Linked DNA regions of Homo sapiens: region 1 is linked to region 2. Evidence: chromatin loops called from intact Hi-C (ENCODE). Cell type or tissue: Calu3. All regions are shown on one strand. Links, peaks and the distances in the headings refer to the core of each region. The heading gives the core; the rest is flanking DNA. Region 1 holds the start of LOC105378959 (a long non-coding RNA gene). Region 2 has its middle 300 kb from the start of ISL1.

The links. A loop is a pair of places that touch in the nucleus more often than their neighbours do. Peaks named below come from ENCODE experiments on the same cell type or tissue, not always from the same donor. Only the 100,000 strongest peaks of a DNase experiment are listed, where the experiment ranks them.
Region 1: it touches region 2 in a loop (2.3-fold over the local background); 3 of 110 quality-filtered maps call a loop at or near these places.

The regions. Positions count from the first base shown.
Region 1 is chr5:51,962,508-51,966,921 of GRCh38, reverse strand. It overlaps LOC105378959 (a long non-coding RNA gene), which reads left to right and starts at 2,529. Exons shown (of 3, transcript XR_948315.2): 1 at 2,529-2,593; 2 at 3,847-3,921. In Calu3, for the core only: no CTCF peak of the experiment used is centred there; no DNase peak of the experiment used is centred there.
Region 2 is chr5:51,682,537-51,686,950 of GRCh38, reverse strand. No RefSeq gene overlaps it. Among named protein-coding and RNA genes, the nearest start is that of ISL1, 300 kb to the right of the region's middle. RefSeq lists an enhancer at 747-1,331. In Calu3, for the core only: a CTCF peak has its summit at 1,987; no DNase peak of the experiment used is centred there.

The sequences.
Region 1 (4,414 bases), core at 74-4,073, 280 kb before region 2:
TTACGTCAAAGTAAAGTTTGTAATTAAATGATTAATTATTCATGCCAGAGGCTATAAATGCAGAAGAAAAAGTTACCTAAAATACAGCAAGTATACATTTCTCCTCTGGATACAACATTTTATCTTTTAATATAAAAAAAACTTCAGATTTCTGAGACTCAATAGGATTGGGGATATAAAAGTCCTGACTAACTAGATGTTTGTACATGGAGAAAGCAAGCGCCAACTCAGGGCTTTTGTAACCCATTTAACACACAATATAGTATGCAATTTATGAAATATCTTATACCTGCTTGAAACAAATTGGCCTTTATTTTTCAAAAGTTAGTCAGGTTTAATATACAAAATAAAGTATCAGGCTTTTGTTATTATAGTGAAAAACAATTAGATGTACAAAAATTTCATGACAAGATACTTTAGGTAATTTTATATTGCATCACTTAATAAAAAAGGAAAGAACTTGAAAAAGAAGAAATTACTTCAGCTGTTTGTGAAATATCAATTACATTAGCATATATTTTAAGAGTGCTTGTTATATGTGAGGCTATTAACATGTATTCACAGCTAACAATAAAATATTTGCTATTATAGCCAATTAACTTTTCTAGTGTAGAAATTGCACGCTGCCAACCCATGGGCTACCTTTACTTAGTAGTGATGTTTTGGGGTTTACACCATTTATACATTTTTGAAGGTAAAATTAGCATTTCAAATTGGGTTATTTCACAAGGAATTCTGGATTACCAGCTTTCCTAATATACTTTGGAAGATCTTGGAGACTTGGCCTTGAATGACTGAGTTGGGGTGTGTGAGACTGTGCCTTTAAGTGGAAAGTTCACTATGTAGTTTATCACATTCCCCATCACACCGTATTTTCTTACACCTGACTTATTTAACTTGTTCATAATTTATGCCTATCCCTGTAGCTATTTAAGTTTGTGAGTCCTGCTGCAAAATAGATTATTTATCTAGATGATGTCTAAATCCTCAGAATGATTGCCGGATGGTGGTAACATTTTTAATATATAGTAAGTCATATATATTCTTAGATTAACAAAACATACCCATAAGTCAATATTTTTCCCACCTTTTTTGGGAAAAGTACAAAAGGGAATGACAATACTTCATTTAGCTCTTCAATCACAAGGAAGTTTTATAAACTCCATTTGCCATGAAAACTTCTTGGGTGGAAGATTTCTAGGAAAATGATTAATAAGAAGTAGTGATCGTAGAGAAAACTTAATATAATACCTGTATTCATTGTGTATATCCTAAGACAGCTAAAGGCAAATATTATTTTCCCAGGAAAACTGTTTTTAAATTACAGATTATATAAAATATATGAGGACAGAGAACCACAAATGAGTGAAAGAAAATAAAAATACTTCACCTCCTCCCTGTACAAACCTTACCATTCATTTTAGCCATACAACATAATTTAATCCTTATATTTATTGTTTTTTGCATTGTTATTCTAATTTAAAAAACAATTTGTAGTTGCAAAATAAAGTACAATGTGGAATAAGGTCATTAAAATGCAGAAAAACATAAACACAAGGGCACAGGCATCTTAGTTGATTCAATTGTATTTGTGCACTGAATTTAGAACTGTATTTTGTTGCATCTACAACAAAAAATGTGTATATATGTGTAGAGACTTGATAACCAATTCAAGAATGTATGCAAATGTATCTAAACAAACATTTCTTCATAAAACTCAAAGGTGGGTATACCATGTGATACGTTATTGATAGTGAGTTTTGACAATATGTCAAAAATGATAACAAAAATGAAATAATGAAAGCTGAAACAAGTGTAACAGGCAGAATTCTAAGATGGCCCCTATGATTCCCTCTCCCAGATGTATATTCTCTGTATAATCCTCTCCACTTGACTGTGAGTATAATGGATTTTAATCTCATGATTAAGTTATTCTATAGGGCAAAGGTGAAAGGATTTTGCAGACGTCATTAAAAAAACAAGACTATTGACTTTGAGTTAATCAAAAGGTTATTCCAAGTGGGCCTGATCTAATCAGGTGAACCCTTAAAAGGGACTGGGCCCTTCCTAAAGGAAGAGCGTTGAGGCACCACCTCAGAGAATCTCCTGCTAGATTTGAGGAAGTAAAGTACCATGTTGTGAGAGGCCCTGCAGAGAGGACTATGCAGTAAAGAGTCTGCAAGACTTAAAGCATCAGCTCTGGCTGATGACTAGCAAGAAAATGTGGACTTCAGTCCTATAACCATGATTAACTGAATTCTGCCAACAACCAGAGGGCTTGAAAGAAGACTCAGAGCATCATATGAGCTTGCAGCCCAACCAACACCTTGTTTTCAGCCTGGTGTGACTCTGAGCTGAGAGCATAGCTAACCCATTTCTGGAATCTTGACCTATGGAACCTGTGACGTAATAAAGAGGTGTTGTTGTTTAAGGCTGTAAATGTGTGGTAAATTGTTATGCAGGAATAGAAGACAAATACAATAACATAGAGTTTATTTCTCTTTCATGTGAAAGTAGCCTAGAGATGCGTAATCCAGGACTAATCTGTTGTCTGAGTCATCAGGATCCTTATCTTGCTGCTTCGCCATTCTTAGTATGTCACCTCATGGTACAAAATGGTGCCTCAAAATTGAGCCATCACATCTACTAGTAGACAGTAGGAAAAATGAGGGTAAAAAGTAGGCATATCCATTTTCCTCTGAGAATTCTGGGAATCACAAAACACTTGTGATGTTATCTCCTTGGCCATTATTTAGCTACATGGCATGTGCAGTTGTGTAAAGGAATGATTTTGACAGTCTGAAGAAACAGAAAATTAGCATGTAACTGGCAGATCTATCTCTTTTAAATGAAAGCTATCTTTAGAGAATAGATTCTAACAAATCTGTGGTTATTCTATTATTTTGAAAGAGGAATTCCTATGCTTTACAAATTATATTATATGCGAAGCTCAGACTTCATATTAAATCACAGTTTCACAACTTAATATATGGCTTGAGAGTCAAGTAAGTTTGTTTTTGTAACCTGTAAAATTGAGGCAATTATTCCAATGTATAGGCACTCTTAGATTAAGTGAAAATACATAGAGGTATAGGAGGTGAAGGTGCCAATTATGCAATGTTACAATACAGTATGGTTGCTGCATTCACTTACTAAGGAGTATGGGTCATCAGGTTGCCCTACTGAGTGAAGAATACTATTTTTCAGCATTTGGACAAATATATAATTAAACTCACAGATTACTGCAATATGTAACATGAATAGGAAAAAAAACTAAAGAGAAGGTGTTTTTAATCCATCACTTTGTCCATTATTTTCCTAATACTGTAGGAAAATGAAATGGAATTCCAGTAGACTTGAGTATCAAAAGTATCACTACATAAATTAACAAAATAATCTATTCAATAAGGCCACTTAAGACAGCTAATTTAAATATTAAAGAATATCTCTTAAGAGTAATGAATTATGGTAAATGGATACTCTGTTGATTCTCATTCTCAATTTCCATATGGATTGCTTAACCAACTATTTCAACTGCGACTTAAGGTTGCTTGCTCTTGTCTGTATGTAGTTCTGTTAACACTGAGAAGGCCTAAATTTCCTATTTGCTAGTGCTGGTAGGTATTTGCCTAATTCCTTATTAGATGGTACATATTTTGTTCACTGAGGTTAAAATGAAATTAGGGGGAGATCATTAAGACAGAGCTCCATTTTCTTTATGTGAAATATTTACATCAACTGTTTCATTCCTCAACAATCGTTTCTCTGATTTTAGCTGTAGTATCAGGAAATAGTCTTTAAAAATGTATTAATGAACTGAAAATTATATCAGGCTTTGCGATTCAGATTTCAGATACTTCCTGTAAGTTGAATCAAATCTGACAAGAGGTTTATGAATGCTACAAATACATATGCCACCATGTAAGTATTCATTATTCTCAATTAATTGCTGTATAAGATGAAATAATGTACAGCTAACAATCAGAATTAGAGCCACGTTACACCAAACTTGGTTCTTTCTCACACAAAATATGAAATTAAATGATCTAATATGGTGATTGATTTTAGAAGAAAGGTAATATGTTTTGAGGGGATTTACAGAGGACTAATTGATCATATATATTTTGAATTAATATGTGTGTAAATTGATAGTATTTCTGTTGAATAATATATATACACATATATAGTTGTGCATATATATCTATATATGTATATGTATTTATATATGTGTATATGCATATACACATATATCTTATAGACATCTATATATGTACTTGTGTACTACATGTGTTCTCATTTCAAGAACAATAGCAATAGCAAATTCTTTTGTAACAAAAGCAAAGAGAAATTTTAGGAAATGTACACCTATTCTTGTTTCATTCAATTCTTTTTCTCAATTTATGCTTGTGTATAA
Region 2 (4,414 bases), core at 290-4,289:
GTTAGAAATAGTGAGAATTATCCATGTATGAGATTGTGTTGAGTTGCAAATGACTATTACACTCAAAGCACTTAGAATTATTCCCTGGCTCTGGTAAGTACTAGGTAAGTGTTAGCATTTTTATTAGCATAGATTGCATCCATATTATGCTATATATTTCGCATTGTAAATTTTTATTGCCTAATTTACCACTCTGCTTTCAGTTCTAGAATAAACTGCAAACCTGCTATAAGTTATTCACTCTGCAGTTACACTGGCACAATATTTACACAGGCCCTGGTCACTATTTCTTACAATCAAATTCCTTTGATACAAAGCTCAGGTTAAAACTGAGCAAGACCCTGCAGGTGTAACTTTGTGCTACCTAAACAAAAGAGATGAATAGATGAGGTGTCTGAGTATGTCTAGACAGAAACAGAATCAGAGAAACAAATGATCTGGGGCATCATATGTCATACTATTACAAGGCCGATTTGTCAGTATACTATACTTGGTGGAATATTGGATTTTGAGGAAAGAAAGGAAATGGTAAAGTAACATTGGTTAATTCACTGCAAGTATTCCATGTATTAGGTTTAACACAGATTTAAATAACAATAGCATGAAAAAAGGAAATGGAGCTACATATCATTGACATTGAATAGTAGCTCTGTTTTGGGAAGGTTATTTTATCTTTTAATGGTGCCAGGTGTAAGATACAAGGAAGACATTCCTGAAGGACATTGCAAGAAACAATAGAAATTCTTAAACAGAGAAACTCCTTGAACACTAGAAATAACCAGGATGATTTGTTGCCTTTCAGTATACAATATCCATTTGTTAACAGTGAGCAAGAATTAGTTCCACAAGCAATTAGTGCAATAACTTCCACTAATCTTGATCTGTTGCACCCTACAATTTGCTCTTAATATTAAATAAAATATTAAAATGTGTGACTGTTTTTATATCATCAACCTTAAAAATCTCACTAAGTTATTTTAATCAATATACTTGTTTTAAGTAAAAGCCATTTAATCTCCTGACTTATACATTAACCTTCCATTAAGTATTAGTGAAGAAGTTAAATGTACCTTAGTCAATAATGCTAATGCAGGAACTGTTGTATTACCTATGGAGAAATGCGTATTCATATTATGTTAAAGTGGCTATCCTTAACGATTAACCATTATGTGTTAGGAAACTGATAATAAATTTGAAATATTCCATGATAAAATGAATTATAATGTTGAAACTGAGTTCTCTGTACTGTAATAATTTTGAAATGAGGTCATCTGCTTCTTCTGGTCAGTGCCTTTTAAGGCAATGATATTGAAGTGATGAAGACACCCTCGGTGACACTTTAACCTCACCTTGCGGTTTCACATCTTGGTGGGTAATAAATGAGGCTGCTAATTGAAACTGAAATGTATGAATCTATTGCATGGTAGTGTTTTAGCAAGCACTCTTTTTGTTTAAATAATGTGCCAATATCTGTAAGCTGCTTACTGTATGTAGAATTTCTTCTACCTCAAAACCATGTTACACATTTTGGTCTATTTCTTTATCAAGAAATGATATTCATTTTCAATCTCCCTTCCAGCACATTCTTCTATTTCTCTAACATTCTTCTGCAAATTTCCTCCCCACCAAAATCTTATTTTATGGTAAGAGTATTAATATAAATTCTAATGGGTTTGCAAGACCACACAAATGCATTTGCTTTCTCATTGAGGAAAATTTATGTACCTAGGTAAAAAGCTGCTTACTAGATAGGCAAGGAAAATATGTAGACTCTAAATTTTCCAGATATCTCCTTCCACTGTTGCAATTAAAAATGAAGATGCTTATTCATCATTACAATTCCATATCCATAAATTTTCTTCCATGTTTGTATTTGACATAACAAATATGATTTCATAACTTAAGCAAAAAAATAACTCAATGTCAGCAAGTTGTCAAAATCATCTCAAATTAAATGGCTTATTGCTCTTGTCTTTGCCACCTGTAGGTGTCCTTGCAGTACCTCAGGAGAAGAGGCTAATATTTTGAAATATTTTTATATATGTGTGTGTGCGTTTCGTATATTTTCAGTTTATTAAGAAAAGTGCATAAAGTCTACATAACCCACTAAAATTGTGTCTTAACTTCTTTAAGACAACAATAGCCTTTTAATTTATTGATATAAAGGAACAAAACAGAAATTAATGTCTACTCTGATATTTAGTAAAATGTTTAAACCCATGGTGCCATTTTTTGCCTAATAATTTGTTTAAAACTATTCTGAGGCTGATGTTAACTCAATAGTTGCCTTATTCTTTATGCCAATTGCTTAAGATCTCAGTTCCTCCCTGTGGGAAAATATTTTTCCCATATCTCTTGTATCATCAGTTAAATAAAAGTTATTACATTTAGAGTTACATGGTGTTTTAATCACTTATTTGTTATATATTATAACATGCATAACTCCAAAATCAAAACTAAGTTTTTACATTGCATTATTTTAGGAAAATCTTTGTTAATAAAGAATTCATTCTGGGCACTCATTTTTCATAACCATCACTACATAATTTTTATCCCATTTCAAGGTGGCCTATGTTACTTTTATTTCATTATACCCTTATCCATAAAAATACTCTGAAAACCTCTTGGAATTTCAAACTTGCAAATGTTTTTGACTTTAAGAAGAAAATAAGATAACCAACCAGGACATGAAAACTGTGTGTAGTATTTATAAACACGTTTCTTTTATAGAAGTACTCTGCATTATTTCATCAACCTAGTAAGCGTCATACTTACATTGAACACTAACTATGAGGCAAGCATAATTTTCAATTCATTTTAGCTTCACAATGCTGCTGGACATATCTACTATTTCTCCTCTTAAAAATGGGAAAATACAGGTACAGAGAAGTTAAGTTTGTTCCCCACAAAAGACACAGGAGGATTTGGTCAGGATTTGGAGCTGGGCCATTGACTCTTGAGTCAACGCTTATACAATACCCTGCATTCCCATGATGCACTGTAATGAAGTACTGTGGAGAAAGGTCTTATAATTATTGAAAGATTCTTCTTTAATATATATTTTTCTTTTACTGATGAACAGGTTTGAGCAATGATAAAATTATACACATAGAGAATCATCGTGGGCTAACTCTTACAGAACCGCCTTTCTTCCCCTAAATGGGAGAAGAAAAGCAGAGATTTCATTCTGTAACATTGTCTTTACCACAGGCTTTTATTCAACATAATTCACTTTTTAAAAATTTTGAGAAAAATCAAGCTGATGGGGATTCTCTTTACTGCATTCATTCCTTAGAAGGCTCTGTAAGCTACAAGACAGCAGAAAATAAGATCAAGGTAGACAAGTGTCCGCATACATATTTAGGGGAATAGAAACCAAACTTCATTCTAACCCAGTGGTAACCAAGTAATCAGTTACTGTCCAGGAAACAATGAGGATGAAATAGGCTGCTCCCAGAGACATAAGGCTGTGTGAGTAAAAAGGGAACGCTGACTCCTGGGCAGCATCTGGAAGGATGACAGAAACTAAAGACAAAAGGTTGTCCTCCCCTGATGCATTGGTACTTTAAATAACTGAACATCGCCCAAAAAAAAGCAAGGAATATGATCAACAAATGAGGGCCATCCATAAAAGGATAGGCTCAGCACATTAGGACAAGGTAGATACGGAGATAGGATATCACTGCAAACTCTAACATTATGAAAGGAGATGCAGGAGACATTTGTATAGGCTGAAAAAACTCAGGTGGAAAATAAAATGAAGTAAAACCTCATCTTAAACAGGCACATATATACAACTCTTTATAACTAAGAAATAATGAGGAAAATGTACATGGATAGAATGAGAGCTATTGGCAGAAGGTAAGAAGACTTCAGTGATAGTCTTAATTGCTTTATGTCATATATATCCTATCTGGCTTTCTACAAATCAGCTATGAGAGTTCCTTGCACAGACAGAATACCAAATCAGATGCACCATGTTTATACAGCATGATATTAATTATGCCCCTTGCTCCACAAATTTTCCAGTCTTATCTCCATCCACAGTTACATGAGTTTAACCCCAGGAATTCTCTTAGATTTTAAACAAGCTTATAGTTGCTTTGATGAGGTGAATCACACATATGCAAAATAAATAAATAAATAAAATGATTAAATGGAGGTAATAGAAAGGCAGAGAATTACAAGTGGTGAAAATGACCTATCGATTAAGGAATATGCATCTTTTCTATAAGCAACATATTTTAAAAATGATATTTATTACCAATAAAGTGAGCAAACTGATATATGTGTTGATTTTCATTGGTTGCCATGTTTTGGAAAATGACATAGTTTTCCTTTTTCTGTTTCTTCTATTAAATATTTTGTTAAGAACATGTGCCAGCAAATTCTTCTAACTACCTGCTGGTTGTAA